Linked DNA regions of Homo sapiens: region 1 is linked to region 2. The links are chromatin loops, found by intact Hi-C in ENCODE. Cell type or tissue: sigmoid colon. All regions are shown on one strand. Links, peaks and the distances in the headings refer to the core of each region. The heading gives the core; the rest is flanking DNA.

Evidence for each region. Hi-C counts contacts between places; a loop is a spot of excess contacts. Peaks named below come from ENCODE experiments on the same cell type or tissue, not always from the same donor. Only the 100,000 strongest peaks of a DNase experiment are listed, where the experiment ranks them.
Region 1: a loop joins it to region 2, with 3 times the contacts of the local background. A loop is called at or near these places in 1 of 110 quality-filtered maps.

Annotation. Positions count from the first base shown.
Region 1 is chr5:7,645,944-7,655,018 of GRCh38, reverse strand. The region is part of intron 4 of ADCY2 (adenylate cyclase 2); the gene reads right to left. Among named protein-coding and RNA genes, the nearest start is that of CFAP90, 200 kb to the left of the region's middle. In sigmoid colon, for the core only: no CTCF peak of the experiment used is centred there; a DNase peak (open chromatin) is centred at 4,048.
Region 2 is chr5:7,572,165-7,581,239 of GRCh38, reverse strand. All of the region lies in intron 3 of ADCY2 (adenylate cyclase 2), which reads right to left. Among named protein-coding and RNA genes, the nearest start is that of ADCY2, 180 kb to the right of the region's middle. In sigmoid colon, for the core only: no CTCF peak of the experiment used is centred there; a DNase peak (open chromatin) is centred at 5,029.

The DNA of each region.
Region 1 (9,075 bases), core at 309-8,308, 74 kb before region 2:
AACAGGGATCTCAAAGGGCATCTAAAATTTGAAACACGAATGTTTCAGCCAGTCACATCCTCTAGGTATGCATTTCAGAAGGTGCCACTCTCCAAGTAGGCAATGCTTATTTGCATTTTTTCCCCTAAACAGGGATTTCCAGGTCCCAAGATCTCGGCCTCCTTTTCAGTATTTCAAGATGTCCTAGGCTGCTTCCCCTTACTATTGACAGCAGTCCTGGGCATGTACACTCCTCTGGGCATTCGCATTTTCAGTGGCAGCAATGTTTATTAACTGCTCCCGTTTTCCACCCCTCTGTGTTTGCATGGGTGGAGGGCAAGGAAGGTGGGGTGTTTGGAGACACAAAAGGAGTAAGTCAAAGAGCATGAGGAAATGACAAACTTGTAAAATGAGAAGGCAGAAACACATATAACTCTAATAAAAGACAGGAGAAACAACCACCTGCCAGCATCCCCGCCTATGTCACTACATCCCTCCTGTAAGGGGGAAATGTCTGCTCCTGCTCCTGTCAGAGCTTCATGGAAGGAACCCATCCCTTCCTTCCTACTCAAGGATGTCGCTCCAACAGCCTATCTACCTCTCCACAACATCCATGTTTCCTTCTCTGCTGGATCATTCCATAGCGTACAGGCATGCTGCTCATTCCCTCATCTGTAAAATAACCTTCTCTCGATCCCGTTTTCCCTCTTGGCCTCCCTGTGCTGCAGTGAGGCTTCTCCCCGCCACCCCACCAGAGCTCCTCTTGTTAGGACACAGGCCATTGCCTTCTTCCTTCCTGAAACCCTGTCTACTGGGCTGTCTCTGTCTAGACACCATGCTCACCTGGCTTTCCTCTCGCTGGATGCGCCATCTCTTCCCAAGGCCCTTTCCTGACTTCTCTTTATCTCCTGGCTCTCTGAATGTCAGGAGTCCCGTGGTGACTGCGCCCAGCCTCAGGGTGGTAAATGCTACTGATCTGCTGGCTTCTCTCAAATGCAGATCTCTGGCCCAGCGCAGGTCCATGACCTCTAGACGTGTGGCTCCACTGGTCTTCTCAACAGCTCTTCTGGGATTTCTACCAAACTCCTCACAATGAAGTCTAGAACTGAACTCTTAATCTGCCCCCAAACTGACTCCTCCCCCAGGAGTGGTAAGAATTTATAATTTTTGAAAGCTCATGATATTTTGTGATAGGGAAATACCCACATAATAATATTTTATACTCATAAAACATGGGAAAAAAAGTGTCAATTGCAGAAGGTTATCTAAGGCAATTTTTGTTTAAATCAGTCAGCAAATATTTCTCATTTAGATCAGTATCCTCACTGTTTTAGATGCCAACATCAAGATAAAATATTTGTAATAAACTACCTAATATTTTCTAAGCTCTGTGTGCCAGGAAAAGAACAAATTCTTCACGTTTTTTTTTTTTTAAGACAGAGTCTCGCTCTGTCACCCAGGCTGGAGTGCAGTGGCACGATCTCACTCACTACAAGCTCCACCTCCCGGGTTCATGCCATTCTCCTCCCCCAGCCTCCTGAGTAGCTGGGACCACAGGCGCCCGCCACCACGCCTGGCTAATTATTTTTTGTATTTTTAGTAGAGATGGGGTTTCACCGTGTTAGCCGTCTTCACGTTTTTTACTCATTTAGTCCTCCCTAACACTGCAGCATGCATGGGGATGATTATCATCATGACTTTTTACATCTTCAAAGTCTCAACAAAGAGCAACTTGCCTGACATCTCACAAGAGTGAAACCCACGCCCAGGCTGGCCGGCTCGAGTCCACACTGCCTGCTCAGGGTATGAGAGTTGTCATGGCAAAAGGAAAGGGACAGAAAAGGAAGTATTTTGAAACTATATGTCTTAGAAATTGTACTTAGCATAAAATGTAACTCCTGTTGACAGAACTACCAGCATTCTGCACTGAAATGTCAGCCCTCCCTGTCTACACCCACAGGGCTAACAGATTCATGGAAATCAAAACAATATCATTTCCAGCACACAGTAACATGGAAACAACTCAGCATCATGGAATTTACTCATTTTGTCCATTCTAAAACTTGCTTCTTCCTCTTTTTTCTTTTTTTCCTTTTCTACACGTTTCTTCTCCTTCTGGATGATATTTTATTGCTCTCTTCACAGAGCTCACTGAAAAATGTATGTAATAGTGACAGGTCAGTGTGTCTTGGTCAGGGCACGCCACAGAGCAAGAGAGGGTCTCTTTGTAGAAGGCAAGGGAGCATCATTCCCCAGGCACTCATGAAGAACCTATGCCCAGCATCACCAGGTTGTCTTAGCATGTGTTTAATCAAGTAGAATCAGTGTCAGATCAGTTGCATTCACTTCACTGAGAGCCATACACTCAACATCTTTGAGCTTTGTGCTCCTGGTGTAAAATGAGGTTAACCTGACAAAAGGAATTCTATAGACCTTGTATACAAAATTAAGTAATCGTTATTCAACTGATAACAATTATACAGAGAATACAATGTCAGTTTTTAAATAGCATATCCAAAATGCGTCATACCCTAAAGAGTAGATGAAAGGGATAGTTCTCTGCATTGTTGTTATAATGTTAACTATACGGCCACGCTTTAAAAAAGATCAATGGGAAAAGTATTTTACGGTTGACACTTGAAAACTGAGTTTTTGTTCAGCAAGAAAAATAGCTCCAATTTGTATCAATCTTTCCCACTGATCTCTCTCTTTCTGTTCTCTTTCTCTCTCCTGTAATATAAAGGATTCATTTTTATACATGTCACTACTTAATGGGAAAGGTAAAGGAAGTGCCCACGGCTATAAGCAGGGAATGATTTAAAACTTGTACTGTTCATAGTTCTGTTGATCAGTTTTTAGGTCTGTGATAAATGTTGACATATCTCCTGCTCAGGGCTGGAACTCTCAGTAGGGTTAAAGTGATTTTTAAAAGAGGTGAGGCCAGGTGCGGGGGCTCACGCCTGTAATCCCAGCACTTTGGGAGGCCGAGGTGGGTGGATCACAAGGTGAAGAAATAGAGGCCATCCTGGTCAACATGGTGAAACCCCCGTCCTTACTAAAACTACAAAAATTAACTGGTCATGGTAGTGTGCACCTGTAGTCCTAGCTACTTGGGAGGTTGAGGCAGGAGAATCGCTTGAACCCAGGAGGCGCAGGTTACAGTGAGCCGGAATCATGCCACTGCACTCCAGCCTTGTGACAGAGCGAGACTCCATCTAAACAAACAAATAAATAAATAAATAAATAAAAAGACGTGAAGGTTGGAAGAGATGTTCATTAATGGACATGGTAATGGTTAACACTGAGTGTCAACTTGATTGGATTGAAGGATGCAAAGTGTTGCTCCCGGGTGTGTCTGTGAGGGTGTTGCCAAAGGATATTAACATTTGAGTCAGTGGGCTGGGAAAGGCAGACCCACCCTCCATCTGGGTGGGCACCATCTAATCAGCTGCCAGCGCGGCCAGAATAAAAGCAGGCAGGAGAGCATGGAAAGACTAGACTGGCTTAGTCTTCCAGCCTCATCTTTTTCTCGTGCTTCCTGCCCTCGGACATCGGACTTCAAGTTCTCTTGGACTTTCAACCACAGACTGAAGGCTGCACAGTTGGCCTCCCTACTTTTGAGGTTTTGGGATGCAGACATCCCTTTGGGATGAGGCTTCCTGGATCCTCAGTTTTCAGATGGCCTATTGTGGGACCTCACCTTGTGATCGTGTGAGTCAATACTCCTTAATAAACTCCCCTTTATATATACATCTATCCTATTAGTTCTGTCCTTCTAGAGAACCCTGACTAATACAGACATGAAATCAAAATTTACTAGAAGAATTGGCCATCAAACAAATTGCACTTTTTTGTATTGTTTCCTCTATCTTTGGTGCCTCGGATACGCTTGCTGGACAAACAGTTTTAAAGAAGAATGCTTTGATGCTGGGTTTCAAATTAGGACCCCTGGGTTGGGATGCGTACCTGCCACTGATCATGCAGGCAGCTACATAATCTAGAAGAAGCAGAGTTGCAGAGCTGCTGGATGAATCCCAGGCTGCATTCCTCTCCACAGGCCTCCCCTCTGCCAAGTCACCAAGGAGTGGTAACCTAACCACCGAGCAACGTCTTGTCAGTAAATCAGCACCCATTTATGCAAACATTACTCCCTGGGCAACCGCCCTACAAACAGAGAATGATTTCTGTTCCAGAAGCCATCCCGCCTTGCTCAATTCCATTTTGTTAGGATATGGGGAAAACATGTCTTTGTTCAACTCTATTTTCTTTTTAAATTGACCCTTACTCCATAAGGCTCAAAAGAATTGAAATTTTTAAGAGAAAATCACAGTTCACACTCTGTCCTCATTATTTCATTTAGAAAAACAGCAGCAGCAATACTGGAACATACAGAAATCGCAAGCCACTGTCCGGGGGGCAAGAACATAGAAAGGAAAGTCACAGAGGCTCCCACGCAGTGGGCTCAGGAAGGAGGAAGGCCTCTGTGGGGTTCCTCCATCCTGTGTCTGGAGGTGCACTTCTGCTACTCAAATCTACATTCCACTTATATAGTTCGTACTGTAAAGTATTTTTTAAGACATTACTATCCCTGAATTTTACTTAATCGAATCTAATTCTTCTCATGAGGTCCAAAAGACCAAAGGATATAAATTAATATTTATGGTAATGGCAGCTGTCATACACCAATGGCCTCATAGTGGTGGCTATCATTCTAGACAGTTTTCATTTCTGAGCCTGCACACTCAGGGACAGTGAAATAAAGGAAGTGTGACAAGGAGGAGAATGTGCGTTTGTGTGTGTGTGTGTGTGTGTGTGTGTGTGTCTGTGCCTGCACGTGGACTTGTGACCAAAGTGATGGCTTTGGGTTTCACTCCCTGGGGTTAAGATGAGAGTAATGCCAGTTAATGAACTATTTTAAAGGCTCAATGTGGCTGCTGTATAGTGGATACATTAGGTAGGCAGGAGTGTGAACAAGGACAATTCAGTGAGTGCTGAGGTCCAGGGAGAAGAATGCTGGCTTGGATGAGGATGGTAAGGGGGAAGGAATAGTGTCTTTGGGTTTACTTTGAAGGTAGAACTGGGGCCATCTGCAGATGGCTTGGATACGAGGAGTGAGAGGAAAAAGTCCAGTATGGCTCCTCCTAGAGTTCTGGCCTGGGAAAGTGGGTAAATGGAGTATCATTTACCTAGAGGGGTAAAGAGGGGGAAAGTTGGTTTAGGAGGCCATCAAGAGCTCTATTTTGGTCATGTTTTGTTTGAGATATTCATTAATTCAAATGAAGACTATACTAAGCAGTTGGACTTTGAGTCTGGATTTCAGGGGAGAGATAGGAGCTATGGAGTTATTAGTGTGTAGACGGTTGTAAAGCAGTAAGAATGGGTGAGATCCCTAAGGGTAAATGGCAGAGAACAGACTGGAGACCTAAGCCCTGGTACACTCTGGCCTTCAGAGGGGTCAGGCAAGCAAGGCATCCTGCCAAGTCCTCTCCCTCTGAAGCACTGCATGCTGTGGTCTGCAGCTTTTATTCTCCCACATAAATACAATAAACAGAAGAAAAAATATGTACTTTCATTCTTCTCTTCCTCTCTCTAGAAATGTACATGCTAGTAGGTAGCTTAGTAAGAGCTGTTTAGATCCTCCAGACTCTTAGAATTTGTTAAGTTTACCATGTTTAATGAAGAACATTGAGAGCTCAGCTGTGCTTGCTATAAACTGATGATGCATCCATAAATAAATGCAATGTCCAGAGAGCTCAAATGTCCAGGCTTAATCTTATGGCAAATCAGAATGCAAGCAACCAAAATTGTTTTTAATATCAATGTTCCAATTCACATCAACACAATATTTGTGGTTCTAGGAGATAAAGGGAAGCATTTTACTCAGTTGTTACCCAAATGAGAAGCAGAGCAGGAAAATGGCATTACTTATGCTTTTCATATTTTAAAAGTTTTCATATTGTTAGAAAAAAGAACAAAGAAATTCTTTTAGTGAGGCTATATCTCTAAAAGTGGATCCCACTATGTAACCCTGAAGATGTAAAAATGATAGCATTTTCTTAGCCGAAGAACTGATGTATCACAGAGCTCTCAAATTTATGAGACAGGTTTTATGTCCACTAAGTTCTATAGCTTATCTTCTGAGCTATCACTGTTTGCCTAAGCCATAACCATGGGCAAAAGACCTTCTTCCAATTCTATTATTTTTCAGAATGTGACAGAAAATCTATTTTGCCTACAATGAAAGAAATGACTCACTTCACAAATTTAAAATAATGCCTTTTTTGCTTATCAAAATCATATTAAATGATACAAAATGATTTTAATTCATTTTATCGATAGTTAATATTTTCTGGATGTTATGACCTGAGACTGGTATATTGTATACATATTTATATATTTCAATTCTCACAGTAAGTCAGTGTTTCTAACCCCGCAGGGATTTTACTTGGCAAAGTTTTTCTTAAATCATTAGGAGACCCTGGCTTTTTCTATTGCCATGGCATTTGTTGCAGTGAGTGCTTATTACTTGAAACACTAGTATGAAGAATAGTGAGGTTCTTGGACCGCAACTGATAATATTAATGGTAGAACATATTTCTAGGCAAAATCTTATTTTCCCATCATGTCATAGTATTCTTCCCCGTAAATGCAAAGAAGTTTCACTTAAGAAACTTATATTCTTATGCTTTGCTCTGAAGAGTTTTTTATAATGAGCACACATGAGTATTTAGTTACTGAAAATAATTAGCTAGGATGTGAGTAATGTGCCAAAAGAATTGAACATTCTGCCCACAAGATAGAAAAGATAGGAAGGAGTGAAAGGATTCATAGAAAATACCTGAAAATTACAGTCAAAATTGGAGATACAGTAAAACTGAAAAGAAAAAAAAGGCAACCAGTCATATAATTTTCTTTGAAGGCTTCTAACAGATTGAAAATAATACCAGAAAAATGTGAAATCTCATGGACTATTAAGGCTGGAAGAAAACCTATTATGATAAGGTCTAGAATCCTCATTTTATGCAGGAGGAAACTGAAGTCCAGAGCGCATTTAAATCCCTCTTGGCATTGCGCCTTTTCCCCAGGCTCCTTTAATCGGACGGAGGAAGAAAAGGAGAAGGTCCGCTTATTTGTTCTTTTGCTTTATACTTTAAGTCTGAAATATTTCAATACAGAGGGGAAAAGAGAATATTAGAAAACATGAAAGTCAAGGACAGTTGTACCTACAGCAGATAGGATTGATGAGTCTTTGTAGATGTTTAAATTTCTAAATTTTGCCAAATGATGGTGAAAAAGGAAGAGAAGTCTAGAGTAAAAGGCCAAATGCCTGGCAACACACTAGCTGGTTTATAACCTTCATTCTCAGTACTTCTTGATCTTCCTCTAGTTGCCATTTTCTTAATTTTTAAGATGTGTCAACGAGCATTGAACATTTCCAAAAGCTTCCTTTGGGGCTACCTTTTCCCAAATATTTAGGGCTATTTCTGAGGTGTGTATGGTACATGAATTTTGGTGCAAAACCATCCATTCACAGGTCATGGAAAGCAGGTGGAGATGGGGGTCGAACCTCTGCAAGCACACAGGGCCCACATGCACTGTGTGCTGGCTGCTAAGCCTGCTCTAAGTCTCTGATACCTGCAATTTGTCTCAGGAAGAATCTTGTGTGGCAGATATTATCATTGCTTACGTGGCCTGCTCTGTGACTCTCATGCCTACAATTTGTCTCGGGAAGATTTCTCTGGGGCAGATATTATCATTACTTACATGTTACAGGTCAGAAAACTGAGGCACAGAGTGTTAAAAATCAACCAAACAGAACAAAACCCCAAATGAACAGAACCAAAAATCCAGGGTTGGTCACATATCAGGCAGAGCTGAAAGGCGTGTGTTAGAAGCTGAAAGGCACATTTGCACATCTCTGAAGAAGGACAAGGAAAGAGTCTGCTCAGTGAGGGAATCCTGAATAGGATGAAGGTCTCACCTTTCTTCAGGGCACAAAACTTTCCTACAATAACTTTTTATGGGGAACTGGTTCAGATTGAACACATCAGAGGATGATGCTGGAACATGGGGCAGCGAACGCAGGCAATCCCAAGACCAAGTGTTCCCAAATAAAACCTGTCCTTGAGTCTGGCCTTCAAGATGGTGGCCGAAATTGCCCATTTGCTCAAGCTTTTCTCGAAAACCCGGTAATTCTCCACCCTATGCCTTGCTGGTGATAATATAACAATATGGGATCATTTTATGGAATGTGAAATTCGTTATATTTATGCAGAACTTGGTTCCCTCAGATGAAACATGCTATGAAAACACAAATACCAACAATGCTGAGCTGTACGATGTGCTTCAGGGAATTCTGGCTTTCACAGCTTAAATGTAATAAGCACTATTTACCTGGTCCTAAAACTGAAATTTCATTGCACATAGACGGAAGAAAATAGTGAAGGCTCAGAGTACTAAACTGCATAATTCAAGGAGAGGTCTTGTCCTTGTATAAACTATGCCTTTCTCCTTCACACTGAATGTTGAATTACCATTATAAGAGGGTCTTTTAAGCTTATTAACCCATAATCCTCTTTGATGAATATAAAAATCTAATTTTCTCCTTTAAAGCTGTATGAAATTAAAAGTAAAGCATTTACTGTGATTTAAAGCAGTGAGATAAACTATTTCTATAAATATGTGTATTTGTACTATATATATATATATTTCTTTATATATATAAATAATAAGTTCTCCTAGAAAATATGTCCATTACCTCAATACCTCTCAAGGTAAAATCATTTGATTAAAAACAATTTCTGGCTTTGTTATTCTTGCTGTTTTAATTAACAGTGTTATTTTTACATTAGGTAACTACAATTATTTAGTCTTAATCAAGTTTTACTCGTTTCTTTGCTTCCAACGTTTTTTTTAAAAATCCCAACATTTTTTCTCTTTTGTTTGAATTCATTTTTGTTTCACTGGAGGAATCCACAAATGCCATGCCATAATAGATGTGCGGAAGTTGCATTTTCTGAATCCACATTTGCCTGAAAGTCTTTGTTTTAACCTTATTTACAAACAGTAGTTTGACTTCGCATATAAATTGAAGTG
Region 2 (9,075 bases), core at 663-8,662:
TTCAATATGATGTTATCATATCCATCTTAAACTTCCATATGTGTTTTTAAAATTAAGATAAAACAGGTTTTTTGTTAATATTTACAAACATTTTACAATTTCCAAAGGTTGTTCTTCTTTCCTGGCAATCCAACTTTCCATCATTTCAACTCAGTCTGAAGGAGTTCCTTTACTTTCTCATACAGTTCACGTCTGCTGGTGAATAATGCTCTTAGTTACTGTTCATTTAAAATGCCTTCATTTTGTCTTAATTCTTGAAGGATATTTTCACTTAGAGTTAGAGCTGTGGTCTAAGATGTTTGTTTTCTTTTAGCATTTTAACATTGTTATCCCACTCTGTTGTGGCTCCATTGATTCTGATGAAGTGTCAACAGTCATTCATATTGTTTCCCTTCGATCTGTCAGTTTTCTCTGGCTATCTTTGAGATTTTCTCTTGGTTTGCACCAATTTGACCATGACATGTCTGGTAGAGGTGTTCTTTGTATTTAGTTAGCCAGGCATTTACTAAACTTCTTGAATCTGTATTTTTATTTTCCCCCACATTTTGGACAAATTTAGCCATTATTTCCCCAAATATATGTTCTTCTCCATCCTCTCTCACTCCTTTTCTGTGACTCCATTACAAATATGTTAGGCTTTTTATCATATAGATTACTGAGCCTTTGCTGTCTTAAAAAAATCATTTTTCTCCCTGTTCTTCAGATTAGATAATTTCTAATGGTCCTGCTCATGTTCAATACTATTCTTCTGTCATCTCCAATATGTTGTTAATCTCACTCATTAATATATTAACATTGCAAATTTAGATTTCCAGTTCCAGAATTTTAATATGGTTCCTTCTTATAGTTTCTATTTCTCTGTTAAATTTATGTCTTATGGTTCACTGTACTTTCTTTTGCTTCCTTTTTAAAAACTTAATTATAACCACTTTATATTTTTAGAGTGATTATAATTTCTTTTTTAAAAAGTAATGTTAACTTTATTTTAGATTCAGGGCATACATGTAAAGGTTTTTGTTTTTTTACATGGGTGTATTCCAAGATGCTGAGGTTTGGGTACAGTTGATCCCATCATCACCCAGGTACTGAGCATAGTACCCATAGTTAGTTTTTAAACAGGTGTCCTCCTCCTTTCCCCTTCTAGTAGCTCCTAGGGTCTTTATTCAATGAATACCCAATGTTTAGCTCCCACTTATTACTGAGAATGTTTGTTATTTGCTTATCTGCTTCTATGTCGATTCACTTAGGATCATGGCCTCCACCTGCATCCACGTTGCTGCAAAACACATGATTTTGTTCTTGTTTATGGCTCTGTGGAATTCAATGCTGTAAATATACCACCTTTTCTTTGTCCAATCCAATGCTGGTGGCCACTTAGGTGATTCCATGTCTTTGATACTGTGGTTATAGCCACTTTAAAATTCTTGCATGCTCATTATAGATTCTGTGTAATGGTCCTATTGGTTTCCACTGATTGTCTCTTTTTTAACATGGTCATTTTTTCCTTGTTTCCTATTATTTATTTTAATTTTGAATTGTAGACTAAGCATTATGAATGACATGTTATAGAGACCTTACATTCTGTCACATTCCTCTGGAGAATATTGATTGTTTTGTTTCATTTTAGTAGGAGTCAAACTCCATATCTGGTCTCTCCCACAGCGGGCAGCAGCTGAAATCTCCATTCTGTTATTTTATCCTCTCATCCGTCCTCCTGGGATGCTGGCTGGATCATGCTTATTTCAACAGCCAGTCTCAGGTGTAGAGTTTATATGCAGTATTGGCTGTTCTCTCTCTCTCTCTCTGTCTCTGTGGATCTCTTTTTTTTAGGGTTTTCCCTCATATTTAGCTACTGTAGTGATGTTGAACTCTTTCTTCCAGTAGTATAATCCAGGGAAAACATAGATTTCCTTTTTAAAATTTTATCCATCCCAACTGGCACTGAGTGGGGTTTCCCCTAAGGCCAAAATCTATAAAAAGAGAAAGGTCATCCAGGTGCTGTTTGTCTCCTTTAAGTATTGACTCCAACGTAGCTCTGTTTCTTTTGGGCCACTTTCCAGTGCCTTCAGGTGGTTTTGTTTTATATTTTGTCCAGGATATGTATTGTTAGGTATAGAATGATTGGCTTGACGGAAGTGAAACTATATTACCCCACTGGAAAAATGAAGAGACTGAGACACAGAGAATAAATGACTTTCCTAAGACTTATCATTCCAAGATGAGATTTTTATATTTAAAGACAATGACTTTCTCAATTCAATAGGAGATATGTCTGAGTGGCTTACGTGGAGTCCATCTCTGTTTGCCCTAGTCCTAACCCAGCACGCTGTCTGGGTTCCCATTACTCAAACTAGCCAACCAGGATGGACCGTATTTGGACTCAGAGTGGCTGTGTGCCCACCATGAAAGACCTCCCACCACAGGTTTGCAAGGAACTTACTCTGTTGGGAGCATCGAGGAGCATCAGGAATGGGAGTAGGGGATGTCAGGCACCGTGGGTTGACACATTGACTGTTCAAATATGAAAACTAGAAATACAGAGGAGCCTCCTAGCTTTAAGACAGTTCCTACTTTGGAGTTAGGTAAAAGTAAGCTCCTAAAATAAGATGCCCACGATTCCAAAATATTTTATTTCTTCACAGATATCAGATAAACAAACAGAAAATTTATTGCAAAAAAACCTAAACCACCACCATAACAACAAAATGCAAAATACATCAACAAACAAAAACTTGCTAAAAAGAATAATTTCTCTTTTAAAAATACCTAGGCAGCAAATAGGAAGGTGTGAAAGATATTTCAGGGTGTGGAAACAGTGAGAATAAAGAGCTAAGTGTTTACACTGGGGGAACCTCCGTGCTGTATTTATATAACTTTCTCAATAAAAAAGCACTGGAAACACACTCAAGACTTCTGTTTCAATTTGACCACTGGCACCACATCAATGCAAAGCTGCCATTTCAGAAGGCCTCCTCTGGCTGGAATTTCTCAAAGTGCTCTCAGACATTACATGCCAAGAAGCAAAACACCAAGTCATTCACATTAAAAGCATTCTCCTTTCATGTATCTTTCAACAATGAATATTATGTTCATATAAATTTTGCAAGTTTGCACAAGATACACAGCAAGGAGCCTTCAGTCTGTTGGCTTTTATTTGAGATAGCTGGAGGGAGCTCTGTTGAAAATGTGATGTCTTTTCTGAGAACTAAGGATGCCTATGACAGACACAGGTAAGTGTGTTCCCACCAGCCCTCCTGCCTTAGCTATAACAGTTATAGGGTTAAGACGAAGCCAAGAGGTGGGAAAATCTCTTGTCCTTCTCTGCTGCCCATTTCGCTGCGTTGGTGGGCCCCATAATTTGACTTTCCTTTTACTCTTGTCAGCAATCAAACTGTAAGTGCTTTTAACCAAACATTTTTCTTTTCGCTGGTCAATGGGAGTCAAGTAACAAACTCAAAATTTCACCTTTTCTACTGTTTTAGAGGTAAACTATGGCCCTTGAATTTTGTAAGTTTTGTTGTCATTGATTTATTATTATTATTATCATTAACACTGGTAATTCTAAAAAATTAGTCTAGGGGACACGGCATACGCAGAGGGTACTTAAAATGTCATGAGACAGTCTTCTCCTAAGTTTCATCAGCTGTTCTTGGACTCATGACTGGAGCCAGGCTCACCACTTCTCCCAGCTGTTGGCTCCACCCCCAGTGCCAAATTCACTATCAACTTACTTTATTCCTTAGGTACAAATCATACACACCATTGCCTTTTAAAATACATCTCTATCCTAGCTATATGAGTATCAAAATCCCATATACATATGTAAATTGCAAATTTGATGGATAGTAAAATTGTTTTTAGTGCATTATAAATTGATCAATCCAGTTTAAAGTCCTCTGCAGACCACAGAACAGCTTCATGCACATGCTTTAAGACTATCTTACTTTTTTTGGTAATATATCTGATATGAAATTCAAATTGAAAGACTCTTTCTGATCCTGCAGTGTGAGTAAGATGTCACCTCTTTAAAAGGCTTTCCCTGTCCACCCTGGAATACTTTAACAACCACATTTCTCTGGGTAGCAGAGACTGACTAATGTTTCGAATATCCAATAGTCTATGAAAAAATAATAGAGAAACTAACAATCTTCGTATCACAAACTAAAGGAAAACAGAATCATACTCAGGGCAAATCAGGGAGGAAGGAATTGAGTATCTTGAGATGTTGGGACTGCTTAATTAAGATATACATTAAGCAATGCTATGATGTAAGAAAGTTACCTTTTCAGTAAAGATAAGTCTATTCAGGAAAACCAGACTTGCACATGTATTTTCTTTAAAATAGTCTGCCAATTTTAAATAGGTTGCTAGCTCTACTTATTAAGCAAGTTCTGTTTAATGTTTGGGGATGTGCTCAGAATACATTTCTAGTTAGGAAAGCTCTTAACAGTGGTGTTGGTGGGGAAGGGGGTGTGGGTAAAATGGTTCATTTTCCATCTTCATTTACAAGCTGTGTGACCTTTAAGCAAGTTATTTAAATTATCTGAGCCTCAGTTTCATATTCTGCAAAGAAAAAACAGCACAGTTTGGTTCATTTAAAACAAAATAATATGTTGAATAATATTGCCTTGTCTAGTGTCTGGCACACAGCAAGCACTTTCAAAGGGCCTGTTGTTATTACTTACCCAAGAGCCCTTGCAATTCTTGGATTATAATACCAGCTTTTACATAAGGTATCATGAAAAGTTGCCTTAGTTTGTATAAGCCTGTTTCACCTAAAACATCTAGCATGTCACTGTCCTGTCCATTCCAAATGCCAACCGGAAAAACACAGATGCAACAGAGAGGAATGGGAAGCATTTTCCATCTGTAATTAACGGGCCTCTGCCCGTTCACCTACTGGAGCATCTCTGGAGTGTACATGAATACACTTTCCAGCCAACCCTGTCCCTCCCCCAAGGAGTCATAAACCGAGGCTGAAGATTTAGCACAGAACCATCTGTGGCAGCCCTGTGACAGCTCTGTTACTGCCACCCGCCTCCTGGGAGGGCCTGTGTGCAGCACAGTGAGCCAGAAAGAAAACATTTTCGGCTCCGCTCCAATGGGGGCTGGGAGGAGGGAAGGCAGAGGATGCCCAAACACACAGATTTCTGGTAGAGAAGTCTGCAACCCAGAACATCATACCCAGCCAGAGCACCAATTTCAAAATATTTCAGTCTAAATAATCCTTCCTTGTTGCTTTAGAAAATAGAAAAGAAGTATCTCCAGTTGCCAAAAATACACAGACATACACACACACGCATTCACAGACAGACTTAATATTTCTTAATTACTGAAAAACAGCAATATTATGTTAGAGGTAATTCATTTTAAAGATGCAGATTTTGTTTTCTCATAAGCTTGATTATTTACACTAAATTATAGGGGTTTTTTTTAGCATTGGTGTTAGAACATTTTGTTAAGGTTGGTTGATGGTACATATTTGAATATAAAAATACAGTTTAAATTACTTTAAAAAACTGATCCATAATTGGATATGTAAGGTTTGCAGTTTTCCAAAAGCGTAAATATAAAATGAATGGCTTTATCAAAGGTATGCACAGCAAGAGAGGATCTAGGACTGTGGAATATTTAGGACCGAGGAAGTCCTAAATCTTCAGAATATTTAAAATAAGAGATAATTTTCACTTAAATCAACAAAACAAGAACAAAAAAGGAACCAATAAAAAATGAACCAATGAAAGAATGAATAAACTGCTGGCAAATGAATGCAAAAGCACTGCACTTCCAAAATTCTAAATCATCTTTATGAAACCTAAGCAATCATACATTACTGTTTCTTGAACATCTTTCTTACATTTAAATAAATTAAAATTGAGGTTTTTAAAAAACAGTTTTGTGTTTTTTTCATTATTTTAATGCACGGGAAACAGACAATCCAAAAGAAAAAAAAATCACCAATAATGTCACCACTCCAAAATAATTGATCTTATTTCAATGTGCATCCTTCCAAAGATTATATTAAAATGCAGACATTTTTCTCCTTTTTATTTTTTAATTTAAAAATTTTTTTTTATAGAGAGACACAATCTTGCTATGTTTTTCAGGCTGGTCTGAAATTCCTGGCCTCAAGTGATCCTTCGGCCTCAGCCTCCCAAAGTTCTGGGATTACAGGCATGAGTCTCCACACCCTGCCACAGACACTTTTGTTTACACAAATGGAATTGTACTACTGCTATCATTTTAAAACCTGTTTTCTTCATACAATACTATAAGAATTTTCTCATATTGTTGGTCTTCACTGTCTTTATATTATTTTATTTGGGTGTAAAAAAAAATGTGTCTAATCCACTCCCTGGTGTCAGACACCTAATTCTTTCTAATCTTTGCCATTCTAATTCAATAACCATTCTTAGAAACTAAATTTTTGCATGCATTCATTGGAACTTCTTGGATACATGATTACAGGCTTCCCTGGTGACTCAAAGGATGTCCTCCATGTGAAAAGCATTGCTATGTTTCACTAGATTCTCCTCTACATCTGGGATCTAATTTAAAGGTCAGGGGTAGTATATGAGAGAATCCACTTGTATGGGTCTCATCAACTTTAGATATTACATAGATTTGAACGCTTTGCCACTTTGCCTAAGGATGCTTTAATTTAAACATTGTAAAGAAGATATTTGCATCTGTTAGCTACGGTATTTATATGTACGTGTGACAGAGCCAGGTACTCCATGCCCATTGCCATGGGTTTGTTTTTTTTCTCTTGCCCCATTACCTTGTTGTAGGAATCTTCTGGAAACATTTCTTTAGCCATTAAGAAAATCAACCCTGGAGAAATAGGAACACTTTTACACTGTTGGTGGGACTGTAAACTAGTTCAACCATTGTGGAAGTCAGTGTGGCGATTCCTCAAGGATCTAGAACTGGAAATACCATTTGACCCAGCCATCCCATTACTGGGTATATACCCAAATGACTATAAATCATGCTGCTATAAAGACACATGCACACGTATGTTTACTGCGGCATTATTCACAATAGCAAAGACTTGGAACCAACCCAAATGTCCAACAATGATAGACTGGACTAAGAAAATGTGGCACATATACACCATGGAATACTATGCAGCCATAAAAAATGATGAGTTCATGTCCTTTGTAGGGACATGGATGAAATTGGAAATCATCATTCTCAGTAAACTATCGCAAGAACAAAAAACCAAACACCGCATATTCTCACTCATAGGTGGGAATTGAACAATGAGATCACATGGACACAGGAAGGGGAATATCACACTCTGGGGACTGTTGTGGGGTGGGGGGAGGGGGGAGGGATAGCATTGGGAGATATACCTAATGCTAGATGACGAGTTAGTGGGTGCAGTGCACCAGCATGGCACATGTATACATATGTATCTAACCTGCACAATGTGCACATGTACCCTAAAACTTAAAGTATAATAAATAAAAACAAAAACAAAAACAAAAACAAACAAAAAAAAGAGTTTAAAAGGCAACTGCACAATCTAACTCTTGCTACCCGCTCGGGACCCCTTCCACGCTGTGGAAGCTTTGTACTGTCACTCTGCTCAATAAAGCCTGCAGCTTTTTTTCTCAAAAAAAAAAAAAAAAAAAAAAAAAGAAAATCAACCCTGTATCCCAGAGGCTGCAAATGTTTTCCCAGTTTTTTATGTAACTTATATTGTTGATTAGAATAATTTTAATGTATATAAATAATCATGTAGTCACATACACATCTTTTCCCCGTGTCTATCTTTCTAGAACCATGCATCCATGCCTCTGAAATATGTGAGCACACACCCCTGACACCCACTCCAGTCACCCTCCACGGAAAACACCTTCAATCCTTCGCTCACACTTCATGTGAACATCAATTTGCATGTTTACCATGTGCTTTGTTATATCACTAATTTCAAAAGGTGAATTTTAAAGAAAACAAGCTTCACTTCAAATAAGGGCAAAACTTATATTAAACCTTATTGCATTGATTTGCTAGTGGTGTCATAACGAAGTACCACAGACTAGGTAGAATAAATCACAAAAATTTATTTTCTCACAGTTTTCAAGGCTAGAAGTCCACAATCATGGTGTAGGCAGAGTTGGTTTCTTCTAGGGCCTCTCTCCTTGGATTGTAGATGGCCGTCTTCTTCTGGTGTCTTCACATGGTCTTCCTTCTGTGTGTGTCTGTGTCCTAATTGTCTCTTCAAATGAAGATGCCAGTTATATCAGATTACAGCCCACCCTAAAGACCTTGTTTAACCTTAATTACTTCTGTAAAGACTCAATCTCCAAATATAGTCCTATTATGGGGACTAGGGGTTAGGACTTCTACATATAAACTTTGTGGGGAATAACTGGCTACTCATATGCATAAGATTGAAACTGGACCCCTTCCTTACACCATATACAAAATTAACTCAAGATGGAATAAAGACTTAAATGTATAACGCTAAACTATAAAAACCCTAGAAGACAACCTAGGCAATACCATCCAGAACATAGGCACTGGCAAAGATTTCATGATGAAGATGCCAAAAGTAATTGCAACGAAAGCAAAAATTGACAAGTGGGATCTAAGTAAACTAAAGAGCTTCTGCACACCAACAGAGTAAACAGACAACCTACAGAATGGGAGAAAATTTTTGCAAACTATGCATCTGACAAAGGTCTAATAACCAGCATCTATAAGGAACTTAAACAAATTTACAAGAAGAAAACACATTAAAAAGTGGGCAAAGGACATGAACAGACACTCCCCCAAAAGAGACATACATGTGGCCAACGATCATATGAAAAAAAGCTCAACATCACTGATCATTAAAAAAATGCAAATGAAAACCACAATGAAAAATCATCTAACACAATTCAGAATGGCTACTATTAAAAAGTCAAAAGAGTAACAGATGCTGGCAAGTTTGTGGAGAAAAAGAAACATTTATACACTGTTGACGGGAGTGTAAATTAGTTCAACCATTGTGGAAGATGATGTTCAACCAGTGTGGCAATTCCACAAATACCTGAAGATAGAAATACCATTTAACCCAGCAAT